Regions from separate parts of the Homo sapiens genome. Here region 1 is linked to region 2. Evidence: chromatin loops called from intact Hi-C (ENCODE). Cell type or tissue: heart left ventricle. All regions are shown on one strand. Links, peaks and the distances in the headings refer to the core of each region. The heading gives the core; the rest is flanking DNA.

What was found. A loop is a pair of places that touch in the nucleus more often than their neighbours do. Peaks named below come from ENCODE experiments on the same cell type or tissue, not always from the same donor. Only the 100,000 strongest peaks of a DNase experiment are listed, where the experiment ranks them.
Region 1: it touches region 2 in a loop (3-fold over the local background); 50 of 110 quality-filtered maps call a loop at or near these places.

What each region holds. Positions count from the first base shown.
Region 1 is chr1:17,823,591-17,829,153 of GRCh38, reverse strand. It overlaps ACTL8 (actin like 8), which reads right to left. Exons shown (of 3, transcript NM_030812.3): 3 at 2,091-3,387. The coding sequence ends at 2,635. Among named protein-coding and RNA genes, the nearest start is that of ACTL8, 71 kb to the right of the region's middle. RefSeq lists an enhancer at 2,537-3,126. In heart left ventricle, for the core only: a CTCF peak has its summit at 2,853 (motif pointing right); a DNase peak (open chromatin) is centred at 2,883; H3K27me3 peaks cover 79 bases.
Region 2 is chr1:17,666,835-17,672,397 of GRCh38, reverse strand. The region is part of intron 26 of ARHGEF10L (Rho guanine nucleotide exchange factor 10 like); the gene reads right to left. Among named protein-coding and RNA genes, the nearest start is that of LINC02810, 48 kb to the left of the region's middle. RefSeq lists an enhancer at 4,849-5,563. In heart left ventricle, for the core only: no CTCF peak of the experiment used is centred there; a DNase peak (open chromatin) is centred at 2,400.

The DNA of each region.
Region 1 (5,563 bases), core at 317-5,316, 160 kb before region 2:
AGATTCAAAGCCCTCCTCTGCCAAGGAACAGACACTGTGAATCAGCTCACTCAAACCTGTGTGTCACCTATTTCAGCTACCTCCAAGTAATGAGCCAAACAGAAATCTGCTAGGTGACAACTTTCTAATAGCAAGTGACAGACCCAGATAAGACACTCCCTTCATGCTTCCTTTTCCTGCAGGAAATATAGGGGGTGATGCCTGGAGCTGCCACAGCTGTTTTGTGACCACAATCCAACAAGCCTACATGCTGAAGGTGGAGAAATGGAAAGAAAAAGAGAGACCTTGGTGATGTAGATTTGACACTGTTCACCTGGAGTGTCTACTTGTTGCCTGAGACAAATAAATCTGTTTCAGCCACTTTTAGCCTAGTGTTCTAGGAATGCTGAATCCATTCCTAACTCTGACAAATCATGATTAGCTTGAACTTGAGTGTGAACTTGAACAAGTGTTTAACATCGCTCATCTTTGGTTTTCTTATTTGTAAGTGGAGACAAACGTCACTCATTTCACAGTGTGCACGTGAGGATTAAATGTGATTCCATTTGTAAAGCTCTCACCACAACGCCTGGCAAGCGATGGTAGCTGCCATTGTTATTAACACTCATGTTTAATAGGCGAGTGACATCAACTTAAAAGCTTGAAAGTCATTTCTCTTACCTCAGTAGCACGTCACAGCTTCAAAGTGAGTTCTCATCCCCTATCTTAGTTCATCTTCAACTCCAAATCTCTGAGAGAAGGTGGTTATTACTTCCTATTTTATACTTGATAGACTCAAAGAGGTTAAATAACTTGCCCAAGGCAGCTCAGCTCATGATAGGGCCAGCCTGAAACTCAATCTGACACCAAGTCTGGGGCTTGCACCAGGCTGGTTCTGAGTTGGTCTACCTAAGAATTGTTATTCCAGGCCCCCACTCTTTTCCCTGGGGACTGCTGATGCTTCAAGTGTGGGAGCAAACACATGAGAATATGGCTCATGTGTTCAAAGACAAGGTGAGTTGGACTCTGCCCTCCAAATTCCTCTACTTGCCCTGAGATATCTGGGTTCCTTGAGCTTCAGTCTTCCAAACTACACTTGTTACTCTATTCCAGCTCTTAACATTAAGGAGCCAAGAATCCCTTTCAGAAACAGCTGGATAACACTGTGGTTGAGAGTCCAGGCTGGGTTCAAACCCCAGTTCTGGCACTTAACAGAAAACACATTTTATTAAATAAATAGTATATTGTGGCTCCCTTCTCTGTATTAGTCAGAGTAAGCAAAACAGTTGCTGTAACAAACATCCCCACACTCTCAGTGGCTGAACATAGATTCCTCATGCCACAGGCTAGTGTTGGTGGGGTTGGGCAGGGGTTTCTGCTCCACCTAGGCACTCAGGCTCCTTCCATCTGCAGCATTTGCCATCCATCCCCTAGGGCTTACACGTCCTCCCCATTGACCCATCCCACAGGCTGTGAAGGAGTATTTTTAAGGTCAGGTGCATGCCAACTGAGCCAGAACTCAGCCACCTGGCCCTATATAACTGCTGGAGACTTGGGAGCATTGCCTCACAGTGTGCCGTGGAAGGAGAAGACACAGTTACTGATGGTCCCTAGCAACCTCATCTCAGTCCACTCCATTGAAAGTGGCCATCCCTCCACCTCCAGATCACATGACCGTGTCACATTTGATTCATTTCATTCTTCATCATCAGAAATATGTTTACTTATATACTGTCTACAATAGATCCCACAGGAGGCTGTAAGCTTGAAACCAGAAACCTTGTACATCTTTCTCAAGTCCCCAAGGTCCAGCACAGCTCCTAAAACATGCTAGGTACTTGAATATGCATCAGATATATACCAAACAAATACGAATAAGAAGGGAAACTTTAAACAGAATATTGGGACACCTGGGATGGATGGATAGAATGTGGCAGTGAAAGAACACGGGGTCCAGACCCTTGCCTATTCTGCTCAGTGGCAGCCACTGTTCATAGGCCCCAGACACCTCAGAGCCCGCCCTGGCCCCCACCTGGCTCTCTCACACTTACACTCCCTAAGTCTCCCCAAGGGGCTGCGCACCCTACCCCCATCCATCACAGGAGCCAGCATTGCTTCCAAACAAGCTATTTATTTGCAGATATAAAACAAGATCCAACCACGGGTGGCAAGGGCATCCCAGGCTCACCTGCAGCAATGCCTCCCTGGCCAGAAAGGGCCTGTAGGACCAGAAATGTCAACTGTCCCCCATCCCCTAGTCAAAAATAATTGGGACTCCTAGCAGGAGTGCTACCCCAGTTAAAACCTACTCAACCAAGAAGAATGAGACAAACCAGGGGAAATGCCAATGAAAAATCAGTGGCTCTCAGGCATGGAGATGGCAGTCAGCCACTCATACCCCAATGATAGGCCACCCTGGAAAAACTGTCCCCTGCAGGGTTTCCAAGGATGACATCTTGTCTTCCCCCTTGGGTAGGTCCCACTCTTGCAACAAGATAAAACCTTAGAACCTAAAAAATACCCTCATGCCCCTAGAATTCCAAAGCCAGCTCACCCCACCCCACCTCATTCTACCCCCACCCAGAACATTTTGCTAAAATTAATCCGCCCGTGCCCATCTAACAGGAGCCCATTCTCAGGAGTGAGCCAGTAGGGTCACATCCTCATATGCTCACCATACTCCTCTCGGGACATCCACTCAGACTGGTAGGTAGAAAGGTGAGCCACCACGGACGCTCCTAGCCAGACACTAAAGTTTCTATTGGAACCCTCCCAGACTGTGGCCTTGGTGGAGGAGACGTGATCCCCCATCAGCTCCCTGAACAGGCGCTTTGTGAACCCGGGATAGAGGGTGTTGCCCCCGCAGGCCATCACGTGGGAGACCAGCAGGGGGCGCAGGGAGATCTCGCAGGACTCCACGGATTCCACAATGGCCCGTGGGATGCTGGGCCCCGGCTGCTCGAACACCTGCGGGCTAAAGAACATCTCAGGAGCCACCCGCTGCATGGGGGTCAGCTCCACGCGGGAGCCGTCTGGGAGCTGATAGGTGTTGCTCTCATCCAAGGCACTCTGCTGCCTCTCACGAAAGTCCAGGGCCTCCCCCAGATTCTGCGGCACGTAGCACTTGTTCATCTGAGTCACGGCGACTGTCTCCAGCTGAAACAGGCAGCGTCTATCGCAATCTTCCTTAAAGAGACTCTTGAGGAGATAGGCGGAGAGATCCTGGCCGGCGAACTCCAGCGTCTTGCCGCTGGCGGGCAAGGGGCGGCCCTGGTGGAAAGGCTGCACGCGGGTCAGGCCATAGCCAGAATCAACCACCACTCCGGTCAGGAGGCCAGAGGCATACAGGGACATCTGCAGCTGGTCGGCCAGGAGGACCGATGGGACATGCAGCAACTCAAACAGGATCTGCAACGAGGGAGAATTCACTCAGTGCATTTCCCCCCAGCCTGCTCAGCAGTCAAAGCTGAAGTCAGCACAGAGCCCCATCCTCGGGGGGACTCTCGGGCTGCCCCAGGATGCTGCGCCCAGGGCCCCTGGAGCTTATGCAGTGAGGATAATGCAGCAGCTCTGGAGGATTAGAAGGGGAGCTGGGTTTGCCCTCAGGAGCTTGTCTGGTCGTGGCTGTTCAGAAGACCACTTCGGTGAAGAGGTGAGAAGAGCTCTGTGGCTGCAAGAAATGGTTCTGGGACACTGGCTGCAGGAGCAACATGGCCACGGGTCACATGTGCAGCCTGAACCGCCTCTTTAGAAGGAAGAACAGATTAGAAAAGAAACAAGTGTTGCGTATTCACCACTGTCTCCAAACAGTGGAGGAAGACTGGAAAAGACAGACCAGAAAGATAAGACAGACAAGAAAAAAGACGCCAGAACGAAGGAAAAAGGAAAGGAAGGAAGAAAAGAAAAGAAAAGAAAAAAGAAAAAAAGGGAAAAGATGCTCACTGCCTGGCAGGAAAAGCCTTATTTTTTCTTTTAAATAAAAACCTTACAAACGTCAAGACAAACCCGGAATTCTGGTATTTAGGGTTTGCCAGAGTCCCTGGGCTGGTTTTCTCCCCCTGCTCCTCACCCCCTGAATCTTTACAAAGCCCCCCTGCCCCCCATTCCTCAGCTCTGGCAGCCTCCCCAAGGTTCTAATCCCATAGAAGCAGAAAGATCCTAACAGTCAACCCTTCTGTGGTCCCAGCCACTTACTCACCTCTTCAAGCCCCCACAAGCCCATCGTCTCCCCTCAGTGGGAGGGGGCTCCCTCCATTACTACTCTCAGAAAATTGTCCCCCCACCAGCCATTTCTCAAAATAGCAGCCAAGGTCCTCTTTTTCAAATAGAAAATCAGATACAACTCCCCCATTTAAAACTCTCCATTTAAAACTCCCCAGGAACTTCCTATTCACTTAGAGCAGTGGCTGGCAAGCATTTTCTGTAAAGGGATAGACAGTAAGGGTTGCCAAATTCAGCAAATAAAACTACAGGATGCCCAGTTACATGTGAATGTCAGATCAATAATAAATAATATTGTAGTGTAAGTATGCCCCATGCAATATGAAACATACTTAAATACTAAGACATTATTTGTAATTTATCTGAAACTCAAGTCTAACTAGGCATCACGTATTTTACCTAGTAAACCTACAATAGTAAATATTTTAGCCTTTAACTTGATGTATGGTCTCAAACAGTCTCTGCTGCAACAACTTAACTCAGATGCTGTCGTATGAAAGCACACTCTGCCAAACCCTAAATATCAGAATTCCTGTTTTGTCTTCATGTTTGGAAAGTTTTTATTTAAAAAATAATAATAGGGCTTTACCTACCAGGCAATGAGCATATGTTCTTTTTTCTTTCCTCTCTCTTTCTATCTTACATAACATATAAATGAATGTGTGTGGCTATGTTCCAATAAAACTTTATTTACAAAATAGGTGGTGGGCCGGATTTGGCTCACTGGGTTGCCAATCCTTGATTTAAAGTAGAATCCAAGCACTCCCCACAGCCTACCAGGCCTACAAGGCCCAGCCTCCTCCAACCTCACCATCCTATTTGCCTCTTGCCGCTCTTGCTGCTGAAATCACCTCCGTCAGAGAAGCCCTTCCTGAGCGCTCTCTTCAAACAGGTTCCCCACCCCCAACAGTCCACCATGATCCCATTTCATTATGGTTCTAGAACTCATCACTACCTGGAATTATTTCTTAACCCCTTCATGGAAGCTCTCTGAGGGCCAGAACATGGCCTGTATCAGCAATTATGGAATCCATAAGCAAATATTCCACGTCTCCCTGGTAACCCCCTTTCCACCAAGCACGTTGGTTGCTGCATGTCCGTCTGCAGGTGGGGCCTCCGTGAGCTCCCCTGCTTAGTGGCACACCAGGCATTCACTAGGTTCTTGGGAAATGTTTGTGGGGCAATTTGTTGGTTTCTGTTGGGTTTTTTTGTTTGTTTGTTTTTTTGAGACAGGGCCTTGCTCTGTTGCCCAGGCTAGAGTGCAGTGTCGTGATCTCAGCTCACTCTATTCTCGACCTCCCGGGCTCAACTGATCCTCCCACCTCAGCCTCCCAGGTAGCTGGGACCACACCTGGCTAATTTT
Region 2 (5,563 bases), core at 152-5,151:
GCCCTGCGCCTGAATTTCTCTTTTGCAAATTCCCACCCGTTTCATGTCATAAATAAGATAGGAGACAGAAAACTAATACAGCCCAGTGATGCATTATTCATGCCGCATCACACTCGTATGATAGATTTACAACAGCTAATACATGCAAACTAAGTTTAGGCACTAAACATGAAAATTAAGGGTGGGGAAGGCGGCTGGGGCGGGGGGTGGGCAGGGGAAATCAAGGGGCTGTTGGTGTTCAGGAGCCCAGAGAAGTTTCTTCTCTGTCCTGCTTAGGGACAAAAAGCATGAGAGCCGGTATGAGAGGCCAGTGCAGAGGTACCGGCAGGAGGCATCAGATGCAGAGCAGATTGCTGACCGCACGCGCTTCAGGAAGCACCTTCATGCTCCGAAGCCGGTTAAAACCAAGCCTCGGTCAGCTGCTCTGCAATGCCCCCACCCCCCACTTGGGGAAACATTACAGACAGAGCCCATCTCCCTGAGGGGCTTCTGGCCTTAACCACCCTTTACTGAGCACCTGCTCTGCGTCAGGCCTGGCCTTGGGCCATGGGGATAGGATGGTAACAATGGGAGCCAGCCAGGCCCAGTCCCACCCTACTCAGCTTCAGTCTGGTTAATCCCATAACCGGCCCCAGGATGTCAGCATGTAGCTGTGGTGTATGTAGGAGGTGAAATGGTCCAGACAGGCTTCTCCAAGGATGGGAAGCCCGGGTCTAATGGGGGAGGGGCTGCCCCAGTTAACCCCACCACAGCCCCTCAAGGCAGGAACCAGGCCTGGGGTCCAAATGCTGACGCCACTTGCCCTGAGTTCCAGCACTTTCCAGGAAGGACCCAGGCCTGTGCTTCTTGCAACTGCACCAGGGAGGCTGAAAATCTGCTTGGGGGAAGGGGGTTGCCATAGAAACACCACAAGGCTGGTGCGGGTGCAGGTCCAGGCAGGGTTCTCACCCTTGAGTGACACTGTTGTCCATCTGTCCCCGGCTGCCATCCAGGCAGGGACTATCCCCACTGGCCACAGACCCTCTGGACAAGCCCCTTCTGCGAATTCCTCCCTCCCTTCTCTTGGGAGGGGACTCCCTGCCCTACTTCCTTGAAGGCACAGTTCTTCCCAGGACACTTCCCTAACTGCCCCAGCGCAGAAAGAATGCCTAACCCCCCGAATCTCACCTTCCTGCAGAGTCCTGCGAGGGCCCTGCGACCGCCCTGCACAGGCGGCTCCGCCGTGGCGGAGGAAGGTGCCGGCACACTCACCCCTAACTGGCTGAGAGGCTGCGCCGTGCCCGGCCCTGGGACTCACTGGTTAACAAGGCAGTGAGGCGCCGGTGCAGACGGACAACTGCACTCAAGGAGATAATTGCAGAAAGTGACCAACACTCTGAAGGCAATAAAGCCGGGTGATGTGCTGAGACCATGAAGGGGTAGGGATGACTCGGCTGGAGCAGTCAGGGTGGCTTCACTGAGGAGGCGGCAGTTAAGCCGAGACCCAAGCTAAAGAAGAGCCACACAGGAGGGGAACAGTGCTCCAGGCAGAGGGAACAACAGAGGTGAAGGCCTGGTGGTGGGAAGGGGCCAGCATGGCTGCACACTGCAAGCCAAAGGGCCTGGCTTCTAGTCCACATCCCCATCTGTAAAATGGGCCCAGCGGGTCACTCCTCAGCGTTGCGGAGATCCAATAGCATAATGTGTATTCATAGCCCAGCCGGGTCCCCAACGCCCCACGCTGTCACTACTGTTGTCCTCCCACAAGCCAGGGTGGCAGAGACGCCAGCTCACACCTTGTCAGGGAGCAGCCTTGCAGGGCACTGGCCCTCCATGCAGCCGAGCACACCTCATGTGCCGCAGGCCTGCTATCAGCCTGTTCCCAATAAGTTTTTTTAAATTAAGATGCAACAATCATCCCACAGCCAGCTTCCCCCTCCAGCAATCGGTTAAAATGAACTCCAAACGACTGGATTAGACTTTGAAGGCGGTGCGATCTAGATCATGAACGCGGAGGACGCGGTGTTGACACGGGCCCCGGTGAGCGACATTATTATTTAACAGGCCTCGCTTCTGCCTCTGCTGGGATCAAGGAGCTGAACAAGCAGTTGGTGGGCAAGCGTAAAACCCAGAGACAGACCGCGGGTGCCAGCTCTGCAGGGGATGGTGGCACAAAACAGGTCAAGGCAGCCCAGCAGGGACCAGCTGGACAAGGCGCAGAGTCCAGGCCATGTGGGCCTCAGGGAGGCAGTCTTCAGCTCAGGCGCCCCACCCTTGGAGGCCTTCTGGCCACTTGCGGGCTGCCTCTGGCCTAGGCGTGGCTCGCGGTGCTTTCTTCTGGCCAGAACATCACTTCCCCTCTTCCTTCATAGTCACACACCAACTCACCCGCATAGCCGAGCTCGGGGATCCTGGCCTCCAGACAACTGTCTCCTGCTCCTGTCCTGCGTCCAGCTGGGTCTGGCACCCCTCTCGCCTCCTCTGGGATCCCGCCTCCCCTGGGCTTTCCCTGTCCCTGGTCTCATGACACTGGGCGGAAGCTGACAGTCCCAGCTCTGTCTCTGCACACTGGACTCCGAGCTCCTGGACTGCTGAGCCCACCTTGCTCATTTCTGTGCCTCCAGCACCTCATACAGAGAGCCTGGAATTGGGAGCCCCTGCTAGATGCCAGTGATCCAGGCACTGTGGAAACAAAGATGAACACAACACAGTCCTCGGCCCGGAAGGCGTGCTCATGGAAACAAGAGGAGCTCCTGGGAGTTACATCTGACGCAGACAGAAAGCTTTGGGGGGCCCAGGCACCCCAAGGAAACTGAGACTTCTGCCCACCAAGGTGGGTGGGTTAAGCACAGGGGTTAAGACTCAGAATGCCTGTGTTCAAATCCCAACCCTGCCTCTTCTAGCTGTGTGACCTTGGGCAAGTTACTTAACCTCTCTGTGCCTCTGTTTCCTCATCTGTAAAGTGGGAATAATCGTATTCATCTCAAAGCGTGATTTGAGGATTAAATGAGATCCTATAGGTAAAGCGCAAAACTCATTTCTGGTCCAAAGGAATCGCTCAGTATACATTGGTTTACTTCCCGAGGGTGGGAGGAGTCAGAAAAAGCCCCTTAGAGGTAACACAGTCCTAGATTAAGCCCCTGTGTTTTCACATTTGGTCCTGGGCCATGCTAGCCACAACCTCAGCCAAAGCACATGCCTGGGTCTCCTGGCTTGGAGCATTGAACGGCTCTAAGAATCTCAAACCCCATAGGGGGTTTTCTCAAGCCTGGGGCAGATTCTGCCACATGGCTGCCAGCAAGGAATGCCCTTCCTCTGAAGGCAGGCATTCTGCTGCAGACATCACACGCGAGGCACAGCCCACAGATGCTGAGCCCTAGGCACACATACGAGACCACAGCCAGTGAGAGAGCAGCAGCAGCCCCGGCTCCAGGCGGCTCCCCCAGGCCTGGCTGGCCATGCAGTGGCCACTGTGGTGAGCGTGGAGCCGGGCAGCCCAGGAGCAGGTCAAGCAGTCGTTAGCAGCAACCAGACGGAGCCATTTCCAGATCTCCAGCGCCAAGGTGGAGCCGGCTTCCCCTGTATTCCAAGCAGCAGGAGCATGGCTTATTAAATACGCATAGCGATCACCTTGTTACTGTGCCGAATGGTTGTGTGTACTGAAGGCAAGCTGCCCGCACCGCGCAGCGAACAGAAACTTTTCCATTTCCCTGGCTGCACATGGGGGCGTGTGCTCCCTCTGGCCCCTGCTGCAGAGGCTCCCTGGCCACCCCTTCCTCCATCTCGCCTCCCTCCAGCCAACAGCCCTCCTGATGCCCCCGAGGTGTGCAAAGCAGGTGAAAGGCCATATTGATCCCCTTCTTTACAGCAGCTGGTCCAGAACTAATCTTAAATCATCACAGCCTCGTGCTGTAGCCTGGTGGCCATTGGGGCCCCAGGGATGGTCACGCCAGAGCTGAGCTCTGTGGGCTGGGAGTTGACTGCACTACGGCTGGCAAGGGGCAAGAACAGGTGAGAGCCAGGCAGGGCCTGACCCGGGCCCCTGTCCTTCCCTTGGCCATCCGTCCCATGCTCCTGGACAGCTGTCGGCAGGAGGAAGGCTGTCTTCCAGTGAGGCGAGAGGATGGCAGACCTGCAGTGTGGGCTCGATGCCCCACACCCACTGACAACACCGACCCCGGGAGCAGCTTGATTTTCCAAATAAACGACATATACAGCAATGCGGATTTAAGATAGGTAAATTATTACAATGACAGCAAATAATGTTCACCCTGCCCTCGCCACGTGCCAAGACCGTGTGAAACGGCCCTTTCGCTTGAATGTTCTCGGTTTGTCCTCCTGCTAACTCCCCACTGGTACTGTTTTCATTCCATTTTACAGATGAAGTAACTGAGGCCCAGGAAGGCTCCATGACTTATGCAAGGTTGCATAGCTTGGCAGGGGCACAGCTACGGTCCCGTCTGAAGCAGCCTGCTCTCCAACTGCACACCTCCAAGGGGGTAGGGTGCCAGCTGCCCGGAGTTGGAAGTGGCCGGGACACAGGCAAGGGCTGCTGTCTTCAATGACGCCTCCCCAGTCCTACCCACTCCTGAAGTCTCAAGTGCTCCTGAGCTGCCTGAAGAGCCTGGGAGGAGCCCCACAGGCCCAGCTCACAGGGGCAGCTCTGTGCCCTGGGGCCGCGCCACTCACACCTCCCCTGCCAGCAGCCGGCAGCCACTTCTCTGCTCTCGCAGGCCCCTGCCTGTAATTTCTGGCTTCCCCTCCCTCCAGACCCTTTCATTAAAAGATTCTTCCTTGGAAACCCCTCTCAGTTTACCCTGCCTCCTGTTTCCTGAGCTGCCTCCTACCTGGTGTGCCCCAATTCTCCTACTGGCAGCACTGAGAGAATGTCCTCTGACCAACAGGGGGCTGAGGGCCTGCACCCTCCCATCCCATTCTTTCTCTGTTCTCGGCTTCTTCCTGTCTCGGGCCCCACTCCCCCCAATATTGAGAACAGGGACTGGGTCTCCCTCATCAGACTAGAGGCCCTCAAAGGGCAGGCTGTGCCTCCTCCGTTAGACTGGAGGCCCTCCAAGGGCAGGCTGTGTCTCTCTCCACAGACTGAAGCCCCCACCTCCAAAGACAGGCTGTGTCTTCCACATCAGACTGAAGGTTGCCCCAAGGGCTGGGTCTCCCCCAGCAGATTGGAGACCCCCAGAGCAGGCTGGGCCTCCTTTCCTCCTCACACCACTGCCCTGAATGGGCGCCCAGCACACTAGGCCTACAGGCCGAGCACCTGTCCACCAGTATACTCCTGGGCTGAGTCAGACGCTGTGCTAGGGGGTCTGCAGGAGACCGCTTGCAGAGCAGTCAGACCTGCTGTGAGGACAGTGCTCAGACACTTGGGGGCTACTGGGAGAGGCAGGCCAAGGGGTCAGACATGTCCTTCCTGGCTTGAGACCCAGATGGGTCAGAGGACCCGAAAGGGCCTGGGAAAGCTAGTGCTCCTCGCTCACCTTCCTCTCAGAAGGCCAAGGAAGTGCAAGGCCCTTGGAGGAAAGAGATGGGGTGGGGTGGGCTGGGGTGATAGCAGGGAAGCCCCCAG